Regions from separate parts of the Homo sapiens genome. Here region 2 is linked to region 1. A link is a loop called in an ENCODE intact Hi-C map of the cell type or tissue named here. Cell type or tissue: endothelial cell of umbilical vein. All regions are shown on one strand. Links, peaks and the distances in the headings refer to the core of each region. The heading gives the core; the rest is flanking DNA. Region 1 has its middle 150 kb from the start of FERMT1. Region 2 holds the start of MIR8062 (microRNA 8062).

The links. Hi-C counts contacts between places; a loop is a spot of excess contacts. Peaks named below come from ENCODE experiments on the same cell type or tissue, not always from the same donor. Only the 100,000 strongest peaks of a DNase experiment are listed, where the experiment ranks them.
Region 2: a loop joins it to region 1, with 3 times the contacts of the local background. A loop is called at or near these places in 3 of 110 quality-filtered maps.

Annotation. Positions count from the first base shown.
Region 1 is chr20:6,261,404-6,277,749 of GRCh38, forward strand. No RefSeq gene overlaps it. Among named protein-coding and RNA genes, the nearest start is that of FERMT1, 150 kb to the left of the region's middle. In endothelial cell of umbilical vein, for the core only: a CTCF peak has its summit at 3,984 (motif pointing right); a DNase peak (open chromatin) is centred at 4,018; H3K27ac peaks cover 361 bases; H3K27me3 peaks cover 388 bases.
Region 2 is chr20:7,369,487-7,385,832 of GRCh38, forward strand. MIR8062 (microRNA 8062) reads left to right here and starts at 2,122; the gene lies at 2,122-2,206. In endothelial cell of umbilical vein, for the core only: a CTCF peak has its summit at 6,647 (motif pointing left); no DNase peak of the experiment used is centred there.

The DNA.
Region 1 (16,346 bases), core at 99-8,098:
TTCACCGTTTTAGCCGGGATGGTCTCGATCTCCTGACCTCGTGATCCGCCCGCCTCGGCCTCCCAAAGTGCTGGGATTACAGGCGTGAGCCACCGCGCCCGGCCTGTTTAGATTTTTATCTTAACCTTTTCTGAATTGTCATGCCACGAGACAAGTCCAAAGAAATGCCTCACTATGACGCTGCCTAGAATCTTCAGCAGGTTTTCTGGAGGAAAACGTTTCTTAAGTCACAAAGCAGTTTCTTATAGAGAAAGCTAAGAAAGGAGAAAACAAGAAAATGCAAGAAAAACAAGAAAAAAGCTTCAAAAGAGGGCCTTATAATAGGGTGATATAGAACTGGGTTTATTTAATCTGGAGAACGTAGTAGGGAAGGATTTTATTATGGTATTTGTATTAGTCAGCTATGCCATAGCAAAGTTGGGTGACAAACCATCCCCAACTGTGATGGTTAATAGAGTGTCAACTTGATTGGGTTGAAAGATGCAAAGTATTATTCCTGGGTGTGCCTATAAGGGTGTTGCCAAAGGAGATTAACATTTGAGTCAGCTGACTGGGAGAGGCAGACCCACCTCCATCTGGGTGGGCACCATCTAATCAGCTGCCAGCATAAAAGCAGGCATGGAATGAGCAGACTTGCTAAGTCTTCTGGCCTCTTTCTTTCTCCCGTGCTGGATGCTTCCTGCCAACGAACATCAGACTCCAAGTTCTTCAGCTTTTGGACTCTTTGGACTTGCACTAGTGATTTGCCAGGGGCTCTCAGGCCTTTGGCCACAGATAAAGGCTGCACTATCAGCTTCCTTACTTTTGAAGTTTTGGGACTTGGATGGGCTTCCTGGCTCCCCAGCTGGCAGATGGCCTACTGTGGGACTTCACCTTGTGATTATGTGAGTAAATTCTCCTAATAAACTCCCCATCATATATTCATCTATCCTATTAGTTTTGTCCCTTTAGAGAATGCTAATACACCACTCAGTGACACATAATTGGCAGTTATTCTCATGCTCAATAGGTCTTCAGGGGACCTGTGGTTTAGTTGGTCTTAAGTGGCCTCAAATGCATGACTACTACAGTTTGAGGGTTGACTGGTCTTAGATCCAGGCTGTGAGTTGGGTTCAGGTCTGTTCCTTGTGCATTTTTTATCTGGGGGCTCAGACTAAAGAGACAGTGTCCACCCAGCCCTGCTCTTCTCGTGGCTATCACAGGAAGTAGGAGGTCAAGCCACACTCTGTGGAAGCAGGTGGAATGGCACTTGCCGTGGCCAATGGAGTGTCAACAGGTTGCAAGTATACGGCCAAGGCCAATGTCCCTGGAGCAGGGAAATAAACTTCACCCACAAAGGAAGGGGTAACAGAGTGAATATTTGCTGAATAAACCTAACTCTCACAAGACTCAAAAATTTGTTCTTTCAGAAGCTATGAAACTTGGTTGCTGGATCGTTACACTGAGGCTAATAATGAAAGGAAGGCGGAATAAAGGGCCTTGGTTAGCTACAGGATCCTATCGGACAGGAAGGATTGCTGTTTGGCAGAGGGTGGGCATTTCTGAAGATCTTCAGGGTAAGCTCATTTTGTCTTTTGAGGAGACTGCTATGTGAGGCCCTGCTGGGAAGAAGTGGCAAGGTCGGAAGTGAGTTCAAAGATTTTTCCAGGTTTCTTCAAGTTGCAGAACTGTAGAGATTGAACAGTGGCCTCAGGTAACAAATGCTCAGGATGAATGCTTCCCCTGGTTCTCAGACTACAGAGGGAGAAGATATATTTTCCTGGCCTTCATCAGACCACCTCTCAGGATACTTGAGGTTTCTTTTCTTTTTTTAAAAAAAATTTTAGTTTTGATTTGATAGTTCCAAGTTTTTGGAAGAATTTGCTTAAAGGTTTGGAGGTTTTTTTTTTTTTTTGGTGGGGGGTATTTAACATTTTCCTTAGGATTTAATACTCAAAATTTTTTCAGAATCCTCTTTCAAATCAAGAAGCACCTTAGGTCTTTGTGAATATGTTCCTGATTTGCAATTACTAGCTGGAGGATGATATTAAAATAAAGAAGGCTAAAGATAGTTCGCTAACTAGTAGATGTAGAAGGGATGATAGAGTTAGAATATTACTATTTTGAAACCATCATTAGTAATTCAGAAAAAAATTGTGAATGCATGCTAAAACTAGTAGATGAAGTTGAATGAGGAACAGGATATATTCATAGCCTTAAGGTATCTTCTTACAAACTACTTACTAATTGTGGAGGAAAAAATAATAGTTTTATAATAGAAAAAGTTGACAGGCACCATCTCATACCAAGTGATCCAAGTTATCGTTGCCAGCATCTCTTATCTCTCTTGATGTGATATGCTGAGAAGAACACATCATTTCTGTGATAATTGTACCAAAGGATGCATAACCCCAAATAGGGGAGATTCTATGAAAGAATCTCTAAAAAAATGTCAAGGTCATGGAAAACAAAGGAAGGCTGAAGAACTACTCCAAAATAAAGGAGACCGAAAATGTATGATAATGAAATGGAAAGTGTGAGTCTGGATTGGATCCTGGAGTAGGATAAAAAAATATAGCTCTGAAGGACATTGTTGGGATAATAGGTAAACTTTGAATGTGGACTGTGGGTTAAAGAGTAGAATTATACCAATGTTAAATCTATATTTTAATAATTGTGCTATGGTTACGTAAGAAAACATCTTCCTCTTAAGAAATATACGCTGACATATTTAGGAGTAAAGGAGCATGATGTCTACCACTTATTCTCAAATGGGTTGCAAAAAATTCCTTTTAGAGAGAAAGGAGAAAACAAATGGGAAACAATTTCAGTTAGCCCCAATTTGGACGTGGATAAAAAGTACCTTGGAGGTGTTGGTCTGATTCTGGCAACTTCTCTGGAGGGTTAAAAATAAATCAAATTAAAAAGTTGTACAAAAGAAAAAAACCTTTCTCAATATTTAAAGGTGCAAAATATTTCGATGTGATATAATTACAATATGTTGTTGCAGTACTGTGAAACCAAAGCTTTATACTTTTAAACAGTTAAGTCTGATTAATGAAAGCAGAAAAAAAAAATCCCCTTAGACTTAGCAACAAACAGACTGTACCCCTGGACAACACTGATGTTGTAGCTCTCAGTGTTCTTCCCAGTTTTCTGTTGTAGGTCAGCTATGCCTCACAGTTTAAAATTGCGAATAGGAGAAAGGTATTGTTTTATTTTATTAGCTGTGGTAGAAAGAAACTAGATTTTATCTGAAAAGCATTTTAGACTCATAGGAAGAATAAAAGAATAGAAAAAAGTTTCTTTGTTGGCACTTCTTGATCTTACAGAATAGCATAATCTATTGTGATTGAGGTTCTAGAAATTAGAAAGGAAAGTTTGCTGTAATGGAGGGGCGTTGATTTGGAGGTTTGGTAGCAATGGAAATAGTCAAAACAAAAGAATTAATTTCAGTAAAAATTGTTTGTTGGACCAGATCCTCTGTGAGTGAGCCATGAGAAAAGACAAGGAAGTTGAGAATTGGACCATTTTAAAAAGAACATTTAAAGACTTGGATTCGTTTGCTTCTTTCTTGCCTACAGCTCCCATTTCACCATTTTCTTCAAATCCAGGCAAAATAAGATTCACTGATACCATCAGGCCTCATGTTTGTGATTATTTTGCTTATGTTTTAAAGTCAATTCTTTCCACAAAGTTGTGTATTCTCCAAAGATTTCTCTGATCTCGCTTGCTTTTCAGCAGATATTGGCAAAGACATTGATAGATGTTTCAAAATACTCAATTCATTCCTTGACTGCTTTTATTTCCCCCTTTTTGCTAGTGATGCCTAATGTATGGGCTATATATCTTTTGCCAGTGGTAGAGACATATTATTTTTACTGAAAGCAACTAAATATATAAGCTTTAATTTGAAAATGAAACTGTTTAAGAGGATCTTAGTTTTCATTTTTTAGCACTGAAATCCCTGTTGTCATCTTTGAGGAAGCAGTAGGTGGAGCTACAGGCTTTTTATCACGAAAGAATGTTTGCAGTAGCTGCCCATTGCCGGAATAACCTGAACAAGCACACATTTCCAAAAATAACAGAGGCATTTCCAAGTATTCCAGAAATATATGCAAGACTGTTTAGTCATTCATAATCACCGCTTTGCAAGTACTAGATTCTGTAGAAAATATTTCAGAAGCAGAAAAAAGATTCATAGAATTCCCTGTATTTTTAGAAAAGAGATTTTTAAAAAATGGAATTCAAGAGGGAGGGAGAGACACTTACGCTGTTCAATCATGTGCCACTTTTTTTCCCAGGTGGTGAAAGGGCCCAGAGGGGTAGCCGGGGGTGGAAAAAAATCTTTTCCATTTGCGTCAGAACTCTGAGGAGCTCTTCATTTCCCCACTCGATGAACTTTTTTGAGGCTCTAAACTGTGGTTTCAATTTTCTCTGAATCACAGAGGGGTAGCCTAGGTTAAGTGATTCTGAGGAGGCCAGAAGGCGCTTACAACAGATCGCTCCTGAGGACCGTTCCTCTCATATAGCCTGGTGTTTTTGACCATTTTCCTAAGAAAGAATTATGAAATGGCTTTTAATCTCTGTGAAAAATGTAGATTCTCTCCATGTAAAAATCACAAATTTTGAGAAATGCTTCAATGATCTTGTTTCAGGGTTCTCCAGAAAAGCAGAACCATTTAAAAAATAGAACATCTAGACTATTTTTTGACTAAACAATGGGGTACCATAGCCAAGCCAAGCTGACATCTAAAATTAACTATCATGGATCTCGTTGCTATAATCTGGTCTCAAGCCCCACAAAGAAATAATATATGTGTGTGTGTATATATATATATATATATATATATGTATATATATATATATATATATATATACATACTAGCCCATATATATGGAGAGAGAGGGAAAGAGAGATACCTTCACAGTGATATCTAGACTTGTGTTTGACCAAACAACTGGGTACCATAGCCTAGTCAAGTTGACATCTAAAATTAACTACCACAGGTCTCATTGTTATGATCTGATCTCAGAGAAGCCCCTCAGAGAAATGCTGAAGAATATCTTAAGGCACACCATTGCCCTGGATGTTAAGTGTTAAGGGAGGGCCACACGTGGCTGCAGTAGAAGAGGTTTACCACCCCTGACCCTGTTACTAAGCCTCTCCCTCCTACTTGTTTGTCCCATCCTCTCCTGGGGACAGCAAATTATGACATAAAGCTAGAAAAAAGACAAAAAGGGAGCCATTGCTAGGACTTGATGGATGAAGGCTGCAGACATCGATTTCTCTGCCTTTGGCTCTTCTAGACACTCCTGTTGATGATGACTTCCAGTTAGAAGAACAGCAGCCAAGATGCCTCCTGACTGCAGAGCTGGCTGGAATAGATCTGGCTGCTATAGAAGCCCTTCCTTTTTCATTCAGTCCTCACAGCAAACCTCTGATTTACAGGCAAAAAAAAAGGCTGAGAAAGGTTCATGGATTCTTCAACTGCTGAGCAGCTGCCATACCCTGGACACGACTCTGGGTGCTGGGAATACACACAAGTATGATAAGAACACACATATTTCTTTCTCTTACGGTTCTAACATTCTAATTCAGACAACAGCAAACAAAATAAGTAAATAAACAAGTGAAAAAGTGCAAATTCTGGCAAGTGATAGGAAGGAAATCAGTAAGTGGGCTGAGATAGAGTTTACTTGGGGTGTGGTGGGAAACCCACTTTTGGTGTGCCACAAGGAAGGCTGCTGTGGGGTGGTAACATCTAATTTGAGATGTAAATGGACTTAATAGACTTGGCTAAACCTTCCACTCATAAGTAAGAATTGGAGCTGGGAGGACATTTTGCTGTTGTTTTAACTCATCTATAATCTTTATCCATCACAACTGTCTACTAGCTTAGAAGTAGTATGAGATAAAAAGATCTGGTATTCCATTTCAAATCTAAGAGGGAATTGTGAATGCCTAAGCAAAGGCTGGTAGGTACTTTGTGAATGAACAAATGTGCCTGAATCTCAAGAAAGGAAATGCTAGACAATCTTAAGCAACCCCAGCTAGAGTCTTTCAACCACTCCTGTTACTCAGTTCTTCCTTCTCTGTAGCCGGAATGTTTCGTGCTGTACCTGCAAACTTCTTCCTTTTGCCTTGTCCTTGGCTAATGCAAAGAACTAACTGGTGGTTGTCCTTTTTTGTAAGAGATGCCTGACAGCCTGACCAATTTGGAGAAACCCTGTCTCTACTAAAAATACAAAATTAGGCAGGCATGATGGTGCATGCCTGTAGTTCCAGCTGCTCGGGAGGCTGAGGCAGGAGAATCTCTTGAATCCAGGAGGCGAAGGTTGTGGTGAGCCAAGATCATGCCATTGCACTCCAGCCTGGGCAACAAGAGTGAACTCCTGTCTCAGGAGAGAAAAAAAAAATGCTCGACATGCTTCTCACTTAGATTAATATGTCACATTTCTTTCATTAGCCTGTTGTTGTGGTTCATATTCTCTGATTGTTTAATGGTCTTTCAGGCTCCACATAGGTTGTACAGATGGTCCTTGAGGCAACCGCAGAGGGCGTCATTCACGTTGCAGGTGTGTCAACAATAATCACAGTGGTAATTTGTTGGTGTGGGGTAGAAAAGAGTCTTAACAGGAGGGAGGCACTTCCCCTGCATATCTCCTTATCAACCTCCCTCTTTCTTTCTAATGCGCAAAGACACTTAGGATGATATGAAGTGAGTTTATGCATTTTTTCTCTCCCCTTAGCACTGTGAAGGCACAGGGAGGATATCATATAGGGCATTGTCCATTTTCTTCTTTTTACTGCTGACAATACCAGCTTTTCATTTGGTGTCTGGAAGCCTCCTGAAATTACATGGGAAATTTTGTTCATAGACTTTTTTTTTTTTTTCCCCTGGGGTTAGGGTCTATTGCTTTCAACAGACTCTTGGAGTTACCTTTCCCCAAATAAAGAATTTCTTACTTTCAGGATTCCCTCAAGTATAAAAGGGGTGGTGAAGGCAATGTTTCCATCTCAAAACAGAAAGGATATTCTTTACTTGAACTATTTGGAGAGTCATTTAGGAGGATGGCTGAGTGTAACCAGCAAGCTATGTTCATTTGGTCCTTCTTGAATTTCTTTTCATCACTTCCTCTCACTCTACCCACTGGTGGTCTGTTGGAGGCTCATAGCAATACCCTTCCCATTGAACCTTCTCTGAGAATACTCTGAATTCAGTGAGATTTTCCCTTCTTCTCCACTAAAGATGCATCTTTGGGTCCCATTCTGCTGCTCTACAGTTGACAGTCAGTCTGCATGGTGATTTAGTGGTTATTTGTGTTAGCCATTCTAGACAACAAGCTTCTTTTTATTAATAATAATATAAACAGATGACATTTGGAAAGTACTCTCACCTGAGAGGTAGATTGGCACCTTAAACCTAAAGAAGGATGCCAAGTGGGAGAATCAAGTTGAGAGAGAGAAGATATTGGGCAGATAGGACAAGAAGTACTTCTCAACTCATGGACACAAAAAGGAAAACAATAGTCACTGGGACCTACCAGGATATGGAGGGTAGGAGCAGGGAGAGGATCAGGAAAAATAAAGAATGGGCACTAGGCTTATTACCTGGGTGATGAAATAATCCATACAACAAACCCCATGACATGAGTTTACCTATATAACCTGCACATATACCCTTGAACTTAATTTGTTTTCTAAAAGGAAAATAAAGTTTGCATTTTTGCTTATGGAAGTAACAACCCATCATTGTAGTCCAAAGTGAAAATTTTGGGGGAATGTCATTTCAGCACCTTTAGAAAACTAGGTTTGAAATGTATTTGTAAACTGCTGTGTTGGAGTGGATATTGACAAGAACTAACTCAATTCCCAGTGCAAGGCATAGAAGTAACCCAGTGATAGTGCCATGCGCCCTAGCATAGATGCCTGCATGCGTGGATGACCACTGGGAGCTCCTGAAGACAGGGAGCTGTCCACCTCCAGCACTCAGTAAAGCTTGTGAAGCTGAGGGGAGACGGGAGTGAAACATGGGTCTGGGAGTCATCAGAAAGTGAAGCCAAGCCTCTGGCATACAGGGTTATTCCGTTCCAAGGATCAGGCTGAGACCTTCCCCTTCCTCAGCTCTTTCCCCTTCACTGGTTTGTATGTTTGTCCCCTCCAAATCTCATGTTGAAATGTGATTCTCAGTGTTGGAGGTGGGGCATGGTGGGAGGCGATTGCATCATGTGGGCGGATCCCTCATGAATGGTTTAGCACCATCACCTTGGTGATGAGTGAGCTCTCGTTCAGTTAGTTCATGAGAGATCTGGTTGTTTAAAAGTCTGGGACAGCCCTTCCTAGCTCTCTTGCTGTCACTCTCACCATGTGACACCATGTGTTCTCCCTTTGCCTTTCGTTATGATTGGAAGTGTCCTAAGGCCCTCACCAGAAGCAGATGCTGGCACCACACTTCCTGTACACCCTGCAGAACCATGAACCAATTAAACAGCTTTTCTTAAAAAGAAACGCTTCTCAAAAACTCTGCTCCTGTGGGGAGTTGAATGAATCAGGGACTTGCAAGTTCTTTCTTTTATAGGTCAATGTTCTCATTGGAAAAAGTTCGCTATATTTTATTTACCATCTTTAAAAGCCCAGGTTGAAATTTCTAACTGGGGGTAGGATTTTAAGGAGGGTGATATTTTAAGAGACTTTTCATTCCTGGCGTGGTGCTTGATCAAATAAAAGCTTTACCACTTTTTATCTTTGTGATAAAAAGATATTTAACTCCCTTATGCTTCAGTTTCTTCATCTATAAAATGCAAACAATAGTACTTCTTATAAGATTGTTGTCAGGATTTAATGACATGATTCACATAAAGTGCTTAGCATATTACAGGGCTAATAACAAATATGAGCTATTAATTTTAAATATTTCTGCAGTGGTTTAAATTTTTGAAACGAGTATATGTTATTTTTACAATGCTAAAAATTAGAGTAGAAAATTAAAAAGTAAAGTCTAGATTGTTCAATCGGGCTTGTTTTAAATTTGTTTTTTATATTTTTCACTCTAGAGAAGAGCACCTAGCATCTTAACTCCTCATGCTGAAGAGGAAATAGTTCTGAGCAATTATTTATTTAAAATATTAAATAATATTTAAAATATTAAATAATGTTTAAAATATTTAAAATATTAAATAATGTTTAAAATATTTAAAATATTAAATAATGTTTAAAATATTTAAAATATTAAATAATGTTTAAAATATTTAAAATATTAATGTTTAAAATATTTAAAATATTAAATAATGTTTAAAATATTTAAAATATTAAATAATATTTAAAATATTTAAAACATTAGTGGTGGTAAGGTGAAGAAAAAAGTTAAGTTGGTTGTTTTCTACAAGTTAAATAGATAAGTTTTGTGGTTGGTAATTGAAATAGGGAGCAAGCTTTTTGTGAAAGCTTTAAATAAACTTTTAGAGTTTTAAAATGGGAAACTCAAAGTATATTTTGGGAAAATGTACAGTTTAGTACAAGCCGTGAGCTGTCTCATATGTTTAGAGCAAAATGCTAATTGGGTAAGTACTTGGAGATGAAGCTGGAAAGAGAAGCTGAGCTTGAAGAGCCTTGCTTGCGGAGGTGAGAGAGTGGACTCTTGTTGAGCCAGTGGGAAGCTGGCAGTGGTTTTGGAGAAGAAGGATAAATTCACCAGAGTGTAAATATATTCTTATTACTGGATTAAATCACTTCAAATAATTTCATCTGGTAAAAACTTGAATTTATTCCTAGTTCTTTGTGACAAGCTAGCAACTTGAATTTTCTTTTCTTTTTTTAAAGTAGTTAAAAAAAACTACAGGAGAGCCAGATCTGACAGGAGAGCCAGATGTTAGTAGGGTTTGCTAACATCTGGCTCTCCTGTCCTCCCTGGGCATAGAGGAGTCTGTTTCCCAGTCCTCTTGCAATTAGAGAGGGGCACGTGAATTTTTCTGGCTAATAAAAGCATAAGAGAAGTATATTGCTTCCAGTGCCTCTGCAATTCTCCTGTTTCTCCCTCTGTCTTTCTGATCATGGATGTACCTTTGTGTTGTGATGACTTTGTCTCATAAACCAAAGCAGCATGGATTACTGAGGCACCGTATGGAGAATGGTTGCCCTGGGAAGTTGCTTGAACTTGCAGTGTATTTTGTATGAGTGATAATCTTTGTTGTGTGAAACCACTGAGATGTATTCTTTGGTTACTTCTGCATAACCTATCTTATCCTGACTATTAATAGCAAAAGCTATGATGTATATAACAGCCTTCTAGGCAACGTGAGCTGCCCAGGAATCATGAGGTTGTTAACCAGCAAGGGATGGTTGTGTGGGCACATTCTTCAATCTCAAGTAGCTTTACCTGTCCCAGGAAATATAAACACTGCAGCTAAATGGAAACATGGAAGAAGGAGATAAACTGCATGCAACCAATCCTAACAATCTAGAGATCTAGCTACACTTTGGGGGATATGTGCTTATAAGTACTGATCTAACATGAGGTTGAAGAAGTTAAGGTAAAGGTGGGTATATTTTTAGAAACACTTGAGTCACGTTATCTAGAAGGGTTTCCTAGAAACATCTGCTCTAAGTTGATGGGAGGGGAGGGAATTTAAAATAATTTTATATGATAGTTTTAAGATAAAACAAAAAAAGTGACTATATTTTTCTATAAAAATATTAAGGTAAAAAGTTGTGCAACTTAGGAGATAAAATTGAAGATAATTAAAATAAGAGGAGAAATGAAGGTAGAAAAAAATTGTCTGGTAGGGGTAAGAGGAACTAACGTGGTCTGGTGGCCAAGGCAAAGAGAGAAACATCATCAGTCATTAAGAATTACCATGTTCCTAATATAAGAAACACACTAATTCTTAAGAAAAGCAGAGCCATTCTTGGCCATGAGGTCTGATGGAAATTTCTAACTTGTGTCCACAAAATTAGGGAACAGTGATCTAGGGACTATACATAGTAGGAAAAAAGATCTTAGTAGTATAAGCCAGTCAAGAGGCACTGAGAGTTGTTTCTTCAAAGAAAAGTAAAACAGAAAAGCTGGGAAATAATGTATATGCGTTATTCTTTGACCTAGAAATTGCATGTGAGTGGTCCTATGACTTAATATTTTTAGTTTATCATGAAAAGTACAAGAAAATTTGGGGAGGTTAGTTTCTAGAGATTGCATTGGCTATACAATACTTCATGGTGTTTTATTTGGGAAAGAGGTGTGAAAGTTTTATTACTGTTTCACTGTGTGTTTGCATGAATGTATAGAGTACCTTTTGGTAAATTTGAAAGATTTCCACTGCACTACCTGATATGTTTGCTTTAAAAAACTCGTCTCCAACCTTAAGAAAGATATGCCAGTAGTTATAAAACTATGTCGTTAAGGACTAATAGACAGCCATAGTAGATAGTTCTTAAAGGATTGGCAGTTCACTGAGATGATGAGATAATTTTATAGTTGGAGCAAATGACCAGAGAGCTCTTTTACAGCTCCTTAAACAAGTTAATATTGATTTTATGATGCTTTTTCTATTATTTTATAAGGGAAAGCAGTGAGAATATGAGGTGTTGGAGTCTGTTGCTCACTTTTATGAACTGGCCTGCTTGCTTTTTTTTTTTTTTTTTTTTTTAATTAACTATTTCCTGCTTTCCAAGGCAATTGGACAGACTATTTGTAGGTCAAACAAGAAGGCAGAAAATAAGTTTTCTTTTTTTTTAATTAAAAGTTTAAAAAGTTATTTTAACATGATTTTAGCAAAATTTTAGCAACTATTTTTACATAATTTTGTCTTGAACTTGGATTATTTCATGTGCATGTCAATGGAGCCAGGCCTCTTGTCGAAATGCTAATTGGGGTCTCACAGGGAAGTCCCAAAACAGTTTTATACAGCCACTTTTTTCCTGTTTTGTATCCAGAACATTCTCAGTTACTGCTCTCTGAATGTTGTCTGAACACGTGACCTACAAAAAGACCATTACTGTGGCCGCCATGTTAATGCTGCTATGTAATTCTCCTTTAATGCATATCCTTGGGGGTCACTCTATAACCTGATTTAGCCTTTGGCTTCACCATCCCTACATCTATATTTTTCTTAAGAACTTCCTTTTGGAAAAGCTTGAAGTCATAAATGTCCTGAAATCAGATTCCAGCCATCTGAAATTATGAACCAATTGGCACCATTAAGTGTGTAGGTTTGTATTTAATCTTCTCCAAACTTCAGGATCTCAAGCCACGGTATCAGTGGATATACATTTATATGATATCCTGTAACATAGTTTTCTAATTGTCTTGGCTGGGCAGATCTCTAAGTGAGCTGAGGGTGGGCCACTGAAATGAAGGGTAAGTGTTCTTGGACTGATCATGCAATTGTAAAACACTGAGCTTCAGTGAAACTAAGTGGGCCCAGGTGGCTTTGCTGTCTAAAATTGGGCCTTTCCAAAGCCTTTTATCTCTTTTTTCCTTTAGAACATACAAGTTCTTAAAAAATAATCAGCTCTGGTGGGAAACTTTGGCTAAAGAATTTATATTTTTAGGTTTTTGTATTTAATATGTCTTTTTTCACAAAGCAAGTAAAATTTCATTATGCAGGAGGACACAGGGTTTGTTTAGCCTTGGATGTGTGATGGCTTCATTTCCAAATGTAAGGACGGTGCTGGGTGGAGGTTTATTTCAGATTGTTGGCATGGGCTATGGCATCTTGGTTTGAAACAAATAGTCCCACCCTCCCCAAATCTTAATGAGACTGAAGCCAGAGAACAGAAGGAGGCCAGAGAACAGAGACTGAGGCCAGAGAACAGAGAACTGACCCCAGATAAGACTATTTAGAAGTTAAAAGGTAAGCTAACAAATCATTAAAAACAACGCGATTTAGCCTCCTATCTTGATAAATTCACCATTGTCTTTACTTACCTAAAAGGCAAGGTTCAAATTTAGAATTCTTACAATCCTTGGAGTCTCTATTGGAAGAGGAACTGACCTCAGTCCAGGCCTGCAGCTCCTCTCTTTATCCCTCCACCTCCCTCCTGTACCAGCAAAGGGCTCTCTCATGTGCAAGCTGGTGCATCTAAGCCACATGAACAGCTGTCCCTTGGTTACCCCTTGGGCTTAGAGGGGCTTAGAGGGGCACAAACTAGAGACATATGCTGCCTTCAGCAGCCCCTAGAAGGGACCCAAGGGATCGGATAGCCCTAGTAGTGAGGTCTGGTCTACAAGGAGGCTATATTAGTTTGCTAAGACTGTTAGGACCAAGTACCATAAACTGGGTGGATTACACAACAGAAATTTATTGTCTCACAGTTCTGCAGGCTATAAGTCCAGGATTGAGGTTTGAGCAAAATTGGCTCCTTCTGACAGTTGTGAGGAAGAATCCTTCCTGGGCTTCTCCTCTGGCTTCTGGTGATTTGCTAGTGATCTTTGGTGTTTATTGGCTTGTAGACACAGCGCTCTGATCTCTGACTTCACTTTCACATGGCATCCTCCCTGTGTGTGAGTCTGTGGCATCATTTTCCCTTCTTATAACGACACTTGTCATATTGGATTAGGGTCCACCTTAATGACCTTATCTTGATTACATCTGTAAAGACCCTATTTCTATAGAAGGTCATATTCTGAGGTACTGGGGTTAGGACTTCAATGTATAAATTTGGAAGACACAAATCAACTGATAGCAGAGGATAAGTAAGTGTGGGCTCCCAGAGGGCACATTCCCTTGGCCTCATGGACAGCTCATCCTTAGGGAAGGTTGTGGCTGGATGAGGCCCAGAGTGAAGCTCTCTAAAACTTGAGACCTGTGACAGGGACCCCTTTAAGGACTATGCTGAGAATACATTCTTTATCACCAATATCACTGCAGTCTTTGACATGGGATGACCCAGCAGTTTAAAGAGCAACAGAAATAGAAATGAAATAGAAATAGAAATTAACTTCAACTTCTTCTGAATTTCCCCATTTGGCTAAATTAAGTAAGGCTCTTCCCCACACTCTGAATAGTCTTTCCAGTCTAGTCCATCTTATCAATTCATTCTCTCTTCACCCCTAATTCCCATCACAACTTCTCACCCAGTTCATTTGATAGCTTATGAGTGACTGCTTCTTACAACCAAAAGTGTTGATCTTAGCACGATGTTGGAGGATGGCAAGTCCTCAATAAAAACGTATTGGTTCTCTGGGCCTCTAACTTCTGTTGATGGCATATTTAATGCATCAGCTTTGATTCTGGACAGTACATTCCTAGTTCTGAGGGCAGTCAGGCCTTCACTGTTCTGTATGTGGGCTATTTCTGAGCCCACATTTTAAAAATAATCCATGGCGGGAAGGAGGGGTATTCAATTCTGTGACTAAAAACAATCTCCTGGGAGCCAAAGAAACACACAGATAATGTTTATTCTCCAAGCTAAAAATAGGTGGGCTGGTATTTTTAGTCATTCCCCAAAATATGGTGTCTGGACTCAAATTCAGCTGTGGGTGTCTGTCTTTTTGGGATCCAATGAGGCTGGCAGTGCGGGGAGGAGTCCGGGTCAGATGCTAGAATAAAAAAATGTTTCTAGGAGAGAAGTCGGGCCTTGCTACCAATTTAAGCTTTCCAGCTAATGAGGGTGTAGTTCAATTTCAAACATTTTTAGAGTTTAAAAAAACAAAAACAAAAACAAAAACAAAGCAACCTCAATGAATTATCGAGTGCATAAAGACCAGCAGTTGTTACATCCTTGGCTGTCAAAATGAGCTACTTCTTCCCCTCAGATGAGGGCAAAAAGTGGTCTGGAATCACAGCAAAATTAATTTGTTTGCTCGGGTATAAATTTAAAACGACTCACCTGATTTTTTTTTTATTCTTCTGTAATTTGCCAGAGTTAATTCAGTCCCAAGGGATTTTCTCTTTACCACCTTGCTATAAAATCTGATTCAGTTTCATACAGTTTTTTTCCCCAGCTAATGCCCAGACTAAACGTACACTTTAAGAAAACACCAGGGCTATAGCCTGTGCTTTTGCTATGTTTCTTGTATAGACTTTCGGGGACCCTTGGTGTGGGAAACGGAAGGGAGGGTTTTCAAGGCATTTAAAGAGTTTAAGAAATCTCTACAAATCAGCATGATGTTTTTTCTCCCTTCTCTAGAAGTCAAGTTTAAGGGATCATTTCTTTACCAAGTCTTGCACCTACTGAATTACTGTTGGGGTTGAGACCAACTGCAAGGTTTCAAAAGGAATGGAAAGAAGCATACTTAATGAAAAAGTGCTGAGGATTGGATGTCAAACTTAAAAACAGAATGTGAGTTATTCCTGTGTTGTATGACAAAGGCATTTTCCTTGCCTCACCAGACCAAGTCCAGGAATAGGAAGGGCAGGGGGCTGCCTCCAAAACATAAGGCTGCATGTGGGATTCCCACTAAACCCATCCCACAGACGAACCACATGGAAGATGTCTAACGTGACCAGTGGAATGAGCAACATTGATTTCTCTCAGTGTTCGCCACACGCGTTCCATCATTGTGCTGGCTTGGTAGGAGGGTGCTGGGATGCAGCAGCGAATGTCTTACCGAGATGTTCTCATCGCGTGAGTTAGGATGGAGTGACACATCTCCTTGTGTTATTTTGAGCTGCTTAAAAGTTCATGTTGTGACTATGAGTGGGTTTAGTATCAGACTATATTTCTTAAATAGAAATCAAGTCCTTGATTGCATAATTCCATTGCTTCAAATGTTATAATTTGGTAACACTGAAGAGAGGATCTATGGCCAAAGGATCATGTGATGGAAAAAAAGGGAAAAATGTCATTTATGCTGTCATATGCCAAGTAGATGTAATTTTAAAGATAGTGTCTTCCATCCAAAATTAATTCCCTTATCTATAGTAAACTACATCAGATGTCATGATAGAAATTATGGCCATTTGGAGGGGGCAGTTGTACCGTAGTTTCCAAACTTTTTTTTTTTTTTTTCAAAGCATACTCTTATTATAACCATTTTTGAGATTAAGGACCATAATTTTGGAGCCATTATCTTTTTCTAAAACTCAAAGTACAATTTATTTCCTTTTTGGCTTCATGAAAGTAAGTTATTTTGTTTCTCAGAATCACCCATTCTATTGTTAAGACGGGGACTCTGAAGCCAGGTCACACAAGAAGTTAATGGGCAAAGTCAAGAACCTACATATTATGGCCATTTCTTAAACTCTTCCCTGGGCCTGACAAAAATAATTTGATTTATGTATCTAGTGATTTTTTTATCACTTGTAATTAAAATATGAAGAGTTGACATTTTTTTTCCTGCTTGGTATTCTCCACACAATCTTTTGGGAGGAGCTTGTGGATTTTTCTGGACTCCTGGGGCTTGCCTGGCTACCTCTTCTGACAG
Region 2 (16,346 bases), core at 3,485-11,484, 1.1 Mb after region 1:
TGTCCAAGGCAAATCAGGGCAAACCAACAACCTAGGTATAGACCACAGCTGGATGCAATTGGACTCAAGCCATTTTCCCAGTCCAGCTGCTGAGTGTGACTCAAAGGCTACTCTGCTGTCAGCTGATTTACAAGCTGATTGAAATAATGATGCAAAGGCACAATGATGAAGATGTCCAACACCCATTTTAGGTAAAAATAACTAGTGTAAAGAAAAATACCATTGATCATTGTTGTTGAGTTTTTATTTTTAAAGAAACAGTGACTTGATAAAATACATCCAAGAAAAAAGAGTCTGATAACCAATCTCTACTCAGCATAGGAGGGCATTTCTCTTCAATTTTTAAAATAATAAATTAAAATAAATACTATCTTTAAGGTACTAAAGATAGCAAGGTTAGATATACTAGTTCAGCTAATCTACATTCCCACCAACAGTATAAAAGTGTTCCTGTTTCTCCACAGCCTTACCAACATCTGTTGTTTCTTAACTTTTTAATAATTGCCATTCTGACTGGCGTGAGATGATATGTCATTATAGTTTTGATTTGCATTTCTCTAATTATCAGTGATGTTGAGCTTTTTTTCATATGTTTATGGGCCACAGAAATGTCTTCTTTTGAGCAGTGTCTGTTCATGTTTTTTTGTCCACTTTTTAATCGGTTTTCTTGTAAATTTGTTTGAATTCCTGTAGATTCTGAATATTAGACTTTGTCAGATGAATAGATAGCAAAGATTTTCTCACATTTCCCCTTACTGGGTATAAACCCAAAGGAATATAAATCTTTCCATTATAAAGACACATGCACACATATGTTCATTGCAGCACTATTCACAATAGCAAACACATAAAATCAACCCAAATGCTCATCAGTGATAGACTGGATAAAGAAAATATGGTACATTTACTCCATGGAATACAATGCAGCCATAAAAAGGAATGAGATCCTGTGTTTTGCAAGGACATGGGCAGAGCTGAAGCCATTATCCTTAGCAAACTAATGCAGAAACAGAAAACCAAACACAGCATGTCCTCACTGATAAGTGGGAGATGAACAATGTGAGCACATAGACACAGGGAGGTGAACAACACACACTGGGGCCTTTTGGGGGTGTGGAGGGAGGGAGTGCATCAGAAGAAAAAGCTAATGAATGCTGGGCTTAATACCTAGGTGATGGGTTGATAGGTGCAGCAAATCACTATGGAACATGTTTACCTATGTAACAAACTTGCACATCCTTCACATGTACACCGGAACTTAAAAAAAAAGAAGATATACTAGTTAAGGTGTATCCTTAGGCATTAGAAGAACTTGGAGATTGAGGTGCACTACTGGTATTCAGTGAGTAGGACCTAGAGTTGTAGATGTTCTACAATGTGCGGAATAGTCTCACACAATGAAGAATGAACCTGGTCTTATGTGACATTCATGTGGGTGAAAAACATATTTATATATTAAGCCTAAAACTTAAATTCATTTTACATATAAATACAAAGTATCTCTTTTACACTGTATTAATAGCAACTACCAGACACATTGAGAAAATATATTCTTTATTTTGTTTGGCAATTTCTCAATAATTTTTTGCTATTTCAGAAAATCACATCACAGAAGGCAACCCTAGTCATTATTTTTAGTAGCTACACAACATATCTACATCTGTAACTGACATTTAAGGTGATCCTATGAATGAGTATAAGCATGACAACTTAATTATATCTTCCAATGTAGTTATGTCCAAACATTGACATGTTGAAATACTTATTTTATCATAAATTATTTTCCTCTTAATTTCATTTGCAATTTATTTTTACAATATAATTAGACCATTATATTGACTTAAAGATAAGTATGTGGGTAGTTTATATTATCTATGGATTTCATTTTAGAGTAGTAAAGGCTGTGTTATAAAATATCTTATATAATTAGTGGCCTGATAGGGCTGTGGAGCAGGGCTCCAAGGCAGTGCTATTTCAATGAGGTCTCAGAATTGGCAGCAGAGAGCTTGTTAAAAATGCAGATTCTTGGACTCCACCCCAGACCAACAGAATCACACTCTCTCATGCAGCATCCCAGTGATATGTGATTTATCAAGCCTTCCAGGTGATTCTTCTGCTGCTCTTATGCATGCAGTGATTTGAGGATTATTGCTCACGGTAAGAAAAACATGAGTAATATATTGTCTTCAAAGAACCTATGCTCTAACAGGAGATGTAAAGATATCTTTCTACTTGAGTTGGATGAGTAAGAAAATCACAGGGATCATGATCACCAAAAACACAATAGAAATTTGGCAATAACCTAATTCCAGAGACTATACACTAAACATGACATATCAATAGCAAAAAGCTGGATTCAGAGACAAGTTTAAACCACACAACTCTGATTAAAATGAACAGGACTCATGCTGTTAAGACTCTGTACAGTTCTAAAAACATACACAGCAGAGCACTTAAGCCGTTCCAGAACACATCATTCTCTACTTTTTAACAGGGAGCAAACAGCTGGGATGTGTTACTAGTAAGCCATGTTTTCATAGGCTTTCTGGTTTTCTTTAGCCAAACTCTTACAACAGTCTTCGGACAAATTATTGCCTGAAGCTATAGGAAGTCTTTAGTTGTCTTGGAGAACTGCAGAGTAAGTCAGGTCTCAAAGACAACATGCCCACAAGGACTTGCCTTGCCACCTTTGGCCTTTCCACCTTGGAAATGCCTTCACAACCAATTACACTATTCTCAAATGTCTGTTTATTTTTAATGACTCTAGTTAAATGTTAAGAGTTATTCCGATGACCTAGTTCAAGACTCTAAGAAAAAAAGCTTAGACAAATCAATAGACTAAACTGGGAGGCTTGCAAAGAAATGAACAAGAATCTAATCAATATCTTAACAAAAGACCAACAAATGGTTGAATTCTTGTAGGCCTGCATGGTTCTGAGGCCGACCTTGCTTTTCAAAAGACATTAAAGAGTTCAATATGGAAGCAGTGTTGTGAGAAATCACTTTCTCTTTCTAGATACTCTCATGTCCACTTTTGCTCTGGGAAATGTGTGTGTGTGTGTGTGTGCGTGTGTCTTGTTTTTCTAAATTGTCAGTACAGTGAAATAGTTGTCATGGGTTCACCAAAACAATTTTCAGAGATTTTCTTTCTGAATTTTGTTGGGAAAAGTCCTGAAACATTCCCTCCACTTCCACACACAAAAAGGCAGCCTCCCTAAGGTTCTTCCTTAGGTTCCCCCGGCACCTACATGGGTATCGGCAAACATTATTGAATCTCAACAAGCACATTTATTTCAGATTCTACACATGAAGGGTTTTCAAAATACTCTTCCGTACCCATGGTTCATAAGCCCATGGTCCAGAACATCTAGTGTCTATTTTTATAGCCCACAGGCAATTGCTACAGCTGTATAACCCTATTGAGAATGAGAAAGGGAGAATGTCACTAATTCTTTTGATATCTTAGGATGCAAATGTCTATGTGCTAATGTCATCTGCATAAAAGTATATACTCCCCACTTCACTTTGGCTGAAGGCAACTACACATTAATGGTTACATCCCCTTTTGTACTAAGAGCTACTCAAGGAAACATTTAGCAACAGGTGGTCCTAGCTGCACTTAAACCTTTCCCCTAGGGAACAACACACGCTTATACTGTACATTCCCAGGCCAGTAAACCCATGACAAAGTTATAACTCCCAGTAGTCAGCTCATTTAGGTTTATGCAATAGAATCCATCCTCTTTTTTGGGAATGGAAAATGTATTCCTTTCTGAAAAAGAGTACAGTATAATAGAAGGCATGGGAAAAAATCATTCAAAATTTACAGATTTGGGAGATAATAAAAATTCTACCAATGATCAACTTTGGAATTTACAGTAATAACTTAAGATTTCTGCTCATTAACAGTGTCAGCATGTATAAAAATTAAGAGGTTTAAGAATCTTAGAAGCCCTGTGAAAGGAATTTAGAAAGTGCAAAGATACATGCATTTGAATAAAAATTTGGCGCTTGTCAGACCATGTTTTTTTTATTGATTTTTACAGGGTAGATATGATCAAAATATTAAGAGTCATGGGATAAAATTTCTCTAAGGAAACTTTATCACCATAATAATCATTGAGAACTTCTATAAGTCAACATACTGTGTAAGGCTTTTGAAATACGTAAATAGATAATACGTAAACCCTGAACAGCATACTGTTTCATGGCTTTTTTTTTTTTTTTTTGAGACATGGTCTCAATCTGTTGCCCAGACTGGAGTGCAATGGTGCTTACTGCAACCTCTGCCTCCCAGGCTTAAGCAATTCTCCTGCCTCAGCCTCCTAAGTAGCTGGGATTACAGGCGCGCACCACTGCGCCCGGCTAATTTTTGTATTTTTAGTAGAGACGGGGTTTCACCATGTTGGCCAGGATGATCTTGAACTCCTGAACTCAAATGATCCACCCCCTTGGCCTACCAAAGTACTGGGACTATAGGAATGAACCACTGTGCCAGGCCACAGATGACTCTTATTTGCCGAATTCAGTACATCACTTAGGAGCACCTGTATCCTTTGAGAGTTTATTACAAATGCAGCATCTCAGGCCTCATCCAAGTCCTCTGCAACCAAAATGTGCATTTTGACAAGATCATGATTTATATATATGTTAAAGGTTGAGAAGTTCTGGTCTGTAACACTCAATATTTCCACTTCAACCTTCTAAACTAAAGAATTGTGTGACTTGACCTGTCTTCTAAAGAAGCCTTCACTTTAGTGTCATTACCTTTGTCTTCATAAAATATTCTGTTTTTTTAATAATCATTTAGAAAAATCCAATAAAACAAAACTACAGTCATTTGTTGCTAAATGAGGGGGATAATACCTCCTGAGGAATGTGCAGTTGGGTAATTTTTGCCCTTGTATGAACATCCTAAAGTGTACTTACACAAATCTAGATGTACTTCTAGGCTATATGGTATAGTCTCTTGCTCCTAAGCCATAAACGTGTATAGCATGTTTCTGTACTGAATACTGTAGGCAACTGTAACACAATGGTAAGTATTTGTGTATCTAAGCATATCTAAACATAGGTAATGTTCAGTAAAAATACTGTCTTATAATCTCATGGGATCATCATTGTATATGAAGTCCATCATTGACCTAAATGTTGTTATGAGGCACATGATTGTGAATTGCAAGCAAAAAAAATCTACCTTCTTATTTCTGTATCTAAACATTTGTGTGTTTAATTTGTTCAGTTACAGGATCACATTGATATCCCTAGCCTAGCATTATTGTTGTTCAGAGCAATTGCACAGTGTATTTTGAATGAGTCAATATTAAGAATAATATAACAGACTCCAGGTGTGGTGCCTCACACCTGCAACCCCAACAGTTTGGGAGGCTGGGACAGGAGAATTACTTGAGCCCAGGAGTTCAAGACCAGCTTGAGCAACATAGTGAGACCCTGTCTCTACAAAACAAAACAAAACATTAGCCGAGCACAGTGGCATGCACCTATATGTTCCTGCTACTTAGGAGACTGAGGCAGGAGGATTGCTTGAGCCCAGGAGTTCCAGGCCTCAATGAGCTATGATGGTGGTACTGCACTCCAGCTTGGGTGACAGAGTAAGACTCTGTCTCAAAAAAAAAAAAAAAAAAAAAAAAAAAAATTAAAATTACACACACTCCCCCCACCAAAAAAAAGTTATCTGAAATCTTTGGTTAAAAAGCAAGAAAGTGACTTCTACTTCTGGCCAAGGAAGAACAACTGAAAAACACAAAACATATGAAACAAATTTTGCCAGACACTGGACATGAGGCAAGAAGGGCGAGTGATTGCTGAGCGATGGAAGTCAAATGAGATGAGTGTTTCATTTACCCCAGATGGCTGCCTTGGGTACCTAGGAAAATCTCAAGAAATTCCTTATTGATAATAGATTTGAGAGTCTGCAGAGAACAACGTAGCTGAAGTTGGCAGGGCAGAGTACCAGAGAGGAGAGAAATGTAGAGAGCGAGGACTCTGGAGGTCTGCGGAGGGTTCCCTTGTGTATTTGATTTGTTTGTGTATATGAGGAAACTACCTGAGACTGAGGAAAGAACCACCTGAAAAAATTGCCACTGTCCTGTCTAACTGGATTCACAAGAGATTGGAAATAGTGCCCATTCCCATCAGCTAGGTTAGTTACAAAACCTCAAGATTCAAGGGGCGCTGTGTAGAGTGCACAGAAAGATCTTGCCTTAGTAATGGGAAACAATCAGATCCAGACTGAGTGTGCTCATGCCACCTAACACATTTCAAAAACAAGACTCAGGAAGATAAAACTATTACTATTGAATAAGTAATTCAGCTGTATTCCTAAACAAAATTCAAGCATATTAATATAAATAAAAGAATATTCAGCACCCAGGAAGCAAAACTTTACAATATCTGGTATTAAACCAACAATTTACAGGCATGCAAAGAACAGAAAGATACAATTCATTATGATGGAGTCAATCAATCCTTCCCAATGAATCCTAAACTCCCTCGGATGTTAGAATTAGCAGACAAGGACACCATTAAATTTTGAATTAATTAATATCGTTTTTTTAAAAAAAAAAAAAAAAAATAGGAAGTATCATTCTTTTAGGAGAAACATCACCATCTGGTGGTATTTTCAGGTATTGCCAGTAAAGATATTTAAAACAGGAAGGGTGGTTTTTCTTGGTGTTTACAAATATGTGTATAAATAATTACAACTATATCTATGAATAAACAGCTGAGCAATTGTATAAACCATACAACTTTTATTCAAACACTTGTATAACGTTTACGTATATGTTATTTTATATATACACATACAAATATATTTATATATAAGTATTCATAATTATGCAAATTGAAGATGCAACAATAAATAGACTTTCTGAAATAGTTGTTCTGATAATTAAATATCCAGTTACCATTGTTGCGTTGCCTTAATGACTTTTTCTGTCCCTCTATCTTTGCCCTAGGGTCTTTCCACAAGCTTTCTCTTGTTCTAGGATAATCTTCCTTCCACCTTTCACTTGGTCACTTCTTCCACGTCCTTCAGATTTTACTTTACCTGTCACCTCCTCAACAAGCTTTCTCTGATAATTTAGAGGCAATTAAGCCTCTATCACAAATACTCTCAGGTAATTCACTAAATCCCTTGAAATAGTATCCACATTTGTGGTTATGAATTTACTTGTGCACTTATGTGGAGAAGGTCTTCCTTTCCCACTAGGTACAGTGTTCCATGAGGTCACTTTTCCTCATTATGCACCTTTCAGAATCTAACACAAAGTTGGCACACTGTGTGCAGTTGTTGGATGATGTTTCCCCACCCAGATTTTCATCTCTATTATTGAAATGTGATTAGGATTTAGGCTTCACAGGTAAACCAAATGCAGCATTGAATTTCAATCTCAAATTCCAGGACATGTGGAGGTACGAAATCACTGCTCAAATCAGCTTGTTTAAATTCCAGAATAAAAAGCCCTAAATGCTTCTCAACTTATACAGTTTTTTTCTGCAAATCCCAACTAAGGAACTGAACTTCACTTAATTCAAAATAAAAAATAATTCTGAAATCTGTATTAGGTTTTTCCAGAGAAATAGAACTGATAAGATGTGTGTTTGTGTCTGTGTACACAATTTCTTATAATTAATCTCTCTATGCATGTAGGTCAAACATTCTGGACATGTCTATGAAGGTGCTACTGAATGAAATTAACATTTGAATGGGTAGACTGAATCTCTTGATGCATATATATGTGTGTGTGTCTATGTACAGACACACACTCATTATATATTTATAGATAAATAGATAGATAGATATTCATTATAAGAAATTGACTTATTTGATTACGGAGGCTGACAATCTGCAGTTGGCAAACTGGGAACCAAAGAGAGCTTATGGTATATTTCCAGTCCAAAATGCTGGTGGGCTCAAGACCCAGAAAGAAAATATGTCTCAATATGAGTCTGAAAGCAGGAAAAAAATCTAATGTCCCAGCACTAAAACAGAAATTCCCTCTTATTTGCAAGAGGATTAACTTTTTTGTTCCATTAGGGCCCCTTCGACTAACTGGAAGAGTTCCACCCACATTAGAGATGTCAATCTGCTTTACTCAGTCTACCTATTCAAATGTTAATCTCATTCAGGGGCATCCTTACATAAGGGCCCAGAATGTTTGACCTAATGTCTAGCCACTCGATAGCCCAGCAAAGCTAATACATAAACTTTACTATCACAATTCTACCCCTTCTCATCTTGGCACATATACGCCTCTCCTTAAACCATACTGATATGGTTTGGCTGTGTTTCCACCCCAAATCTCATCTTGAATTGTACTCTCCATGTGTCAAGGGCAGGACCAGGTGGAGGTAATTGGATCATGGGGGTGGTTTCTTCCAGGCTGTTCTCTTGCTAATGAGTGAGTCTCATCATGTGAGATCTGCTGATTTTTTTGTTTTCAGGGGTTTTTTTGTTTGTTTTTGTTTTTGAGACCGGGTCTCACTCTGTCACCCAGACTGGAGTGCAGTGGTGCCATCTTGGCTCACTGCAACCTCTGCCTCCTGGGTTCAAGTGATTCTCATGCCTCAGCCTCCTGAGCAGCTGAGATTACAGGTGCCTGCCACAACACCTGACTAATTTTTGTATTTTTAGTAGAGATGGGGTTTCACCATGTTGGACAGACTGGGATCTGCTGGTTTTATAAGTGTCTGGCATTTCCCCTGCTTGCACTCACTCCATCCTGCCACCCTGTGAAGAAGGTGTCTGCTTCTCCTTTGCTTTCTGGCAAGACTGTAAATTTCCTGAGGCCTCCCCAGCAATGCAGAACTGTGAGTCAATTAAACCTCTTTCTTTATAAATTACGCAGTCCTGGGTATTTCTTCTTAGCAGCCTGAGAATGGACTAGTACACATACTTAATCTCCAAATAAAGAACATAGCACGGCCATAATTTCATAAAACATGATAGAGCTATTCTGCACATAACTAAAACCACACTAATCTCTTCCCCTAAAGAGCAGGTAAAGTGTTGAGTGATTTTTACTCTTCTCTTTGACATCTTATAACTTAAATAATATAACATAAAATTAACAACACAAATATATGAAGTCAATACATCTTATGTTACATAATAAGGGAATAAGTGAGGGAGGTTAAATTATATTGTTTTCTTATACACACAAACATATCCGTAACAAAATATGGAGGAAATAGTCCTGACATTTACAGTCCTCATTTTGATAATGGTCACATAGTTCGCTATAGCTGGTATTTATAACTATCTTCCCCTACTATCCATTCTGTATTCTCTTTGCCTTCAGCAAGCACTTCAGCTGTGGTGATTCTTTACCTGATGGTATAAAACCTTCATTCCTGAAAAGTCCTGATATCAGTGTCCTCCTTTGATTGGGTGTTATAATTTTCTTTTGACCCTAATCACAGGACATGGTAAAACTAAGAGATGCCTTCAGGGATTTGCTGCATGCCTAACATATTCCTCCTTACTGCCATTGTGGAGAAGTAGTTCAATTTCCCCCTGGGTAGTCAGGACCAATCACCCCACCCACCACAGTAATTCAGTAATTTCCCTCTTTCTGATGATTCAGATGCAGGAGGAGCCCAAAGTGACCATGTAGCATTAACTTCCAGTTAAATGAAATCATTGCTGTTTCTCCTGGTAGCAATGTTCCCCACTGCAGAACTAAAATCTATAGGTCAGGGGAACATAAGGCCATGAAAACAAGAAGAAAAACTTTCTAGTAGCTCACTAGAGGATATTAGTGAGCGATACCTGGCCCATTTCCACCACTTGATTCCTGGACTCATGAATCCTGGCTATGGGAGAAGTAGTACCGCATACTGGAGGCTGATTCAGACAACACACAGCCTGCTGGGGAATCTTTCTCCAGTCTCACAAGGTATTGCCACCTAGCTGGCACTGTAACTGCGTATTCAAGAGGTCATTACATGGTTCTATGCGTCCAGATGCTTCAGGATGATGAGGAACAGTGAATTCCATGAGCATGGGTAATTGTCACACTTCGTTTATTGGGTAGTGAGTTCCTTAATCAGAAACAATGCTTTATGGAATATCATGGTGGTGGCCAATGAATTCTGTAAGCCCACCGATGAGTTTTTACAGAAGCATTGCACGCATAGAAAGCAAATCTGTATCCAAAATAAGTGTCTATTCCAGAAAGAAAGTACTGGAAATAGTGCCCTTTCTGTGATGGAAAGAGTCCAATGTAATCATCATGTCACCAGGTAGCTGGCTGATCAACAAAGGGAATGGTGCCATATTGGGGGCTCATTGTTGGTCTCTGTTGCTGACAGATTGGACACTCAGCAGTGGTCATAGCCAGGTTGGCCTCGGTGAGTTGAAGCGCATGTCGTTGAACCCATGCATAACCTCCATTCCTACTACCATGGCTACTTTGTTTATGAGCTCATTAGGCAATGACAGGAGTGGACGGGGAAAGAGGCTGACACATATGCAGAGAATAAGTCATCTTATTCACTTGATCGTTAAAATTCTACTCTGCTGAGGTAATCCATTGGTGAGCATCCATATAGGACACAAATATCTCCACATTATGTGATTACTCAGAGATATCTATTCACATACCTTTTCCTCAAATTTCTAGTTATGTTTCTCCCAAGTCTGTGACCATCCAGGGAAACCACTGGCCACGTCCCATGAATTGACGTACAGTCATACATAAGGCCATTTCTCCTTCCAAACAACGTGAACAACCAGGTAGATTGCTCACATTTCTGCCCCTTGGGGGGATATTTTTTTTCTCCTCTATTCTTCAGGAATGCCTTTGAAGTTGACTGCAGTGTTCTAATTGTCCATTTGGATGCTGCATTCATATTGTGCAGAAACATCTGAGAATGAATCCCAATTGCTATGTTTTGAATGTTTGTGCCCCCTCTGAAATTCATGTTGAAACTTAATCCCTAATGCAACAGTATTCAAAAGCGGGGTCTTTAGGAGATGATCCGTCTATGCAAACTCTGCCCTCATGAAGAGATTCATGCCCTTATAAAAGAACTAGAAGAAACCAGCTAGGCCTTTTCTGTCCTTCCACCATGTGAGACACAGGAACGAGGAGCCATCTCGGAAGCAGAGACTGAGCCCTCACCAGACACTGAAGCTGCTGGTGCCTTGATCTCAATCTTCAGGCTTCCAGAACTGTGAGAAACAAATTTCTATTTTTTATAAATTGCCCAGTCTCAGGTACTTTTTAACAGCAGCATGGATGGATTTAGACATCAAATCTTCTCTTCCCCTGTCAACTGATCCTTTGGAAGCTTCTCATGAGGCCATAGGTACAAGCTGGGAAAGAGACAGTAATATAGCAGCACTGAGGACCATGGACATTTTCTCTACTTCTTTGTGTAACTTAACTTGAGCCTTCAGGGCCTGTGTGGGTCCAATTAGGTATACACCACTTTCATTAGATTATGGAGCTCTGCTGTACACATCCAAATTTATGGAATAGTGAGTCAAATACTAGCTGGTTCTTGATGGGAAGCTCAGGTCACCTGGTAACTTACTAGCCCATGTTAAGCACCCAGCCTCTACAAAGGCCAAGTAGCAGGCCAAGAACTGCTACACACACACACACACACACACACACACACACACAAAGAGTAGCTAACTACAGAGGACAGCATGGCAGGATATTGCTCCAAAATCTAAAGGGCCCGCTCTGTGATTCACCTTTAGGGTTCCTGACAAAGGCTCCAAATAATGTCTCTATCTGCTGCTATCACTTCAAGCACGTTTTGATCTGTTGGAGCATATGCCCTACATGACAGAGCAGCTTGCACAGCAGCCTGAACTTGTTGTGGAATCATCTTTTATTTTGAGCCCCACTCAAAATTAATCGCTTTTGTATCACTAGGTAAATGGGCTGGAGCAAGACACCAAGTGAGAAATGTGTTGCCTCCAAAATCCAGTAAGGTCCACTTTTCTTGTGGTGCCTCTTCTTTAGTTGTAGTCAGGACAAGATGAAACAAATTATCCCTCACTTTAGAAGAAATTCCTCAATATGACCCATACCACTGGGCCCCTAGGTAATGAAAGTGGGTAAAACCACCCTCTGACACACAAATGTCTTACCAATATGTCTAGAATAGACTTAGAGTTGCTACTTCTTGTTCACTAAGTTCAATCAGCATTATGTTACCAATGTCAAGGACCAGGATGATACCTTGTGCAAGGGAAATTCAGTTGAGATCACTGCAAACTAAATTATGCCATAGGGCTGAAGAGTTGATATGCCTCTGAGATAGGACAGTGAAGAAGTATTGATGGCCATGCCAACTGAAAGAAAACTGCTTCTTACGGTCCTTTTGAAAAGAATGGACTAAAAAGCACTTGCCAGATCAATAGCTACATATCAAATATCAGGAAAAGTGTTAATTTGCTCAAGCAATGAAATAACATTTGGTATAGCAACTGCTAATGGAGTCACTACCTTGTTAAGCTTGCCATAATCCACTGTCATTTTCCAAGGTTCATCTATCTCCTGCACAGGCCAAATAGTCATGCTTAGGAATGGGAATGTTGTGGGAATTGCCACCCCTGCATTTTTCTAGTTCCTTGTGGTGGCGCTAATCTTTTAATACTTTAATTGCTTCTGATTTGTTACTTTCCTAGATAGAGATTTTTCTAGTGTCTTCCACTTGGCCACTCCTACCATAGTAGCCTTCACACCACAGGTAAGGGAACAAATGTTGGGATTCTGTCATTTGCTAACTATGCCTATTCCACTTATGCCTTCCAGAACCAGGGAAATAACCATAGGCTGGGGTCAGGGACATACTTGTCCCTCTATGGGAAGAATCTGAGCTGAAACCTTTTTAGTTACCTGACTTCCATAAGCCCCTACTCTGACTGGTGGACAACAGTGATGTCTTAGATCTCCTGAAAATAGGATTTGTCCAGAACAACTACCTAGTAGTGCAAAAAGGGTATAATTATATCCGTTTTCTTAATGCACAGTTATCCTGGTAAAAGGTCATAGATCACTTTGGTGAAGGCTAGGAGAAAAAAAATAGCAACACAAATTTTTTACAGTGTACCAGAGTCTAATATGGGTTAGATATTTGTCTCCTCCAAACCTCATGTTAAATTTTGATCCCCAGTGTTGGAGGTGGAGCATAATGAGAGGTGTTTGTGTCATGAGGGTGAATCCTTCATAAATGGCTTCATGTTCTCCTTGTGATAATAAAGGAGTTCTTGCTCTGTTACTTCACTCAAGAGCTGGTTGTTGAAAAGAGGCTGGCCTTCCTCCCTTCACTCTTGCTCCTTCTTTTGCCATGTGACATGCCTGCATTCCCCTTGTCTTGCACCAGAATTGAAAACTTCCTGAGGTCCTTACCAGAAACAAATGCTGTTACCATGCTTCTTGTACAGCCTGCAAAACTGTGAGCCAAATAAACCACTTTTCCTTATAAATCACTTAGCCTCAAGTATTGCTTGATAGCAACACAAAACAGACCAAAACAGTGTCCTTTCTCAAGGGGACTTGATCTTCTATTCATACAATGGGTCTTGGAAGTGTAAACATGTTTAGTCTGGGAATGGATTGAGCAGCCGTGACCCTCTGTTTTATCATTTTGGTTAGATTTTTATTCGCTGAACTAGAATTGTTTTGCTAGAACAAAAATTAAGAACTTATTATTTTTCCTGTCTGTTTCACTTCTAGAAATGCCACAATCAACTAGGCAGTATTAATAAATTCATCTTGCTCCAACACCATAGGTCTGAGAAAGTCAGGTTATTCTGATTGCTGCTTTGATTCTGCTGTCTATTACAACAACCACTCCCATCTTACTTTTAGTGGTTGAATGCCACCAATGGTCCCTTGCCAATATGCCAGGATCAAATTACTCCAGCTGAATTATGTTTTCCAGTTCAGTGACCAAAGTTCCTACTGTCCACAGCTCTCACTGTAAGGTCTGGCAGACAGAGGAGTTACAGAGACCTCTTCAAGGAAGAAAGGACTCCACTCACAAATTTATTTCTCACAGCCATGGCAAAAGGTATGTCTTCTGAGTCTTCCCAGACTGGGCAAATAGACTTTTTTTATTTTTTATTTTTTTACTTTTATTTTAAGTTTGGGGGTGCAAGTGCAGGTTTGTGACCTAAGTAAACTTGAGTCATGGGGTTAGTTGTACAGATTATCTCATCACTCAGGTATTAAAGCTACAACCCATTAGTGATTTTTCCTGATTCTCTCCCTCCTTCCACCCTCCACCTTTTGAAAGACCCCAGTATGTGTTGTTCCCCTCTGTGTGTCCATGTGTTCTCATCACTTAGCTCTCACTTATAAGTGAGAACATGCGGTATATGGTTTTCTGTTCCTGTGTTAGTTTTCTAGGAATAACAGCCTCCAACTCCATGTCCCTACAAAGGACATAATCTCATTCTTTTTTATGGCTGCAGAGTATTCCATGGTATATATGTACCACATTTTCTTTATTTAGCCTATCTTTGATGGGCATTTAGGGTGCTTCCATGTCTTTACTATTGTAAATAGTGCTGCAGTGAACATACATGTGCATGTGTCTTTACATTAAACTGAAAGCGACAAACCCACTTTAATATTCCAATCTCTCTAAGCCTGTGAATCCCTTACTATACGTTAAACCAAAGCAAGTATGGTATTTCTAACTTGTTCACTGTAGGTCACCTTTTGGTTCAGTTTTCAACCAACTAACCAATCAAACAAACTGTTAGAGTCCTTTCAAATTCACCCCAATCTGAAACAGTGAATGCAGATTGTCTGCTTACTGACTTCAGAGCAATAAATTCCATAAATAAAGTCCATATCAAATTCATCCTGCTACAACTTTATGTGTCTTCTATCACTATCCCACACCTTTAATATCTTTTCCACATATGTTTCTTGAATTTTTGTCAACATAAATTAGGAAACTCAAGTAATTCTTTTGGAGTATGGCACATCTCCACTTGGGTCACACTTTGTTTCTCACCTTTAAGGACCTGATCAGACATGAGTCTAATTATAGATCTAGAAGGAGAAGGGTAGTGGGATGGGACTTGAGGAAAATCAGCATTGTCTTGAATGGCAACTGCCTCTGGAGGGGCCGCTACCATTTCTCTGGAAATCAGATTAATCCTCACAGATAGAAGTGGAGATACCACTCTAACTAGGGATGAAACTCATTAGAATGTAGTGCTCCTACTTGTATTCAACATAGTTCTGGAAGTCCTAGCCAGACAAATCAGTCAAGAGAAATAAAAGCCATGTACTTTGAAAAAAAGGAAATCAAACTGTGCCTCTTTGCAGATGATGTGATCTTATACCTAGGAAAACCTAAAGACTCCATCAATAAATTCTTAGATATAATAAATAAATTTAGTAAAGAATAGAATAAAAAATCAACATGCAAAAATCAGTAGCATTTCTATCACCAAATAATGGACTAGCTGAGAAAGAAGTCAAGAAGGCAACCTCAATTACAATAGCTATAAAAATAATACAATATCTAGAAATAAATTTTACTAAGGAGGTGAAAGACCTCTATAAGAAAAACTACAAAACACTGATGAAATAAATTGGAGAAAACACAGAACTTGGAAAGGCATGCCATGCTCATGAATTGGAAGAAATAATATTGTTAAAATGACCATACTGCCCAAATAATCATCAGATTCAATGCAATTCTTATCAAAGTACCAATATCATTTTGAACATAAATAGAAAAGATAATCCAAAAATTCACATGGAACTAAAAAAAGCCCAAATAGCCAAAGGAAAAAAATCAGTATATCAAAAGGATATCTGTACCTCCATGTTTATAGTAGCACTATTCACAATAGCAAAGATATAAAATTAACTGCAGTATCTGTTAATGCATAGGCAAAGAAAAGTGGTATATATACACAATTGAATACTATTCAGCCATATAAAAAAGAATGAAATCGTGTAATTCTTAACAACAGGAATGGAACTGAGAGATCATTGTGTTAAATATCATAAGCCAGACACAGAAAGATACATTTTCCATATTCTCTCTCACTCATATGTGGAAGATGAAAAAAGTTGATCTCATGGAGGTAGAGAGTAGAATAACAGATACCAGAGACTGAGAAGGGTGTATGAGTGGGAGTCGGGGATAAGGAGAGGTTGATTAGTAGGTACAAACATACAGTTAGATAGAAGGAATAAGTTCTAATGTTCGGTTGCAGAATAGGGTGACTACAGTTAACAACCATGTATCGTATTTTTCAAAATAACTTGAAAAGAGAACTTGAAATGTTCCCAATACCTAAAAATGATAAATATTGAAGGTGACAGCTG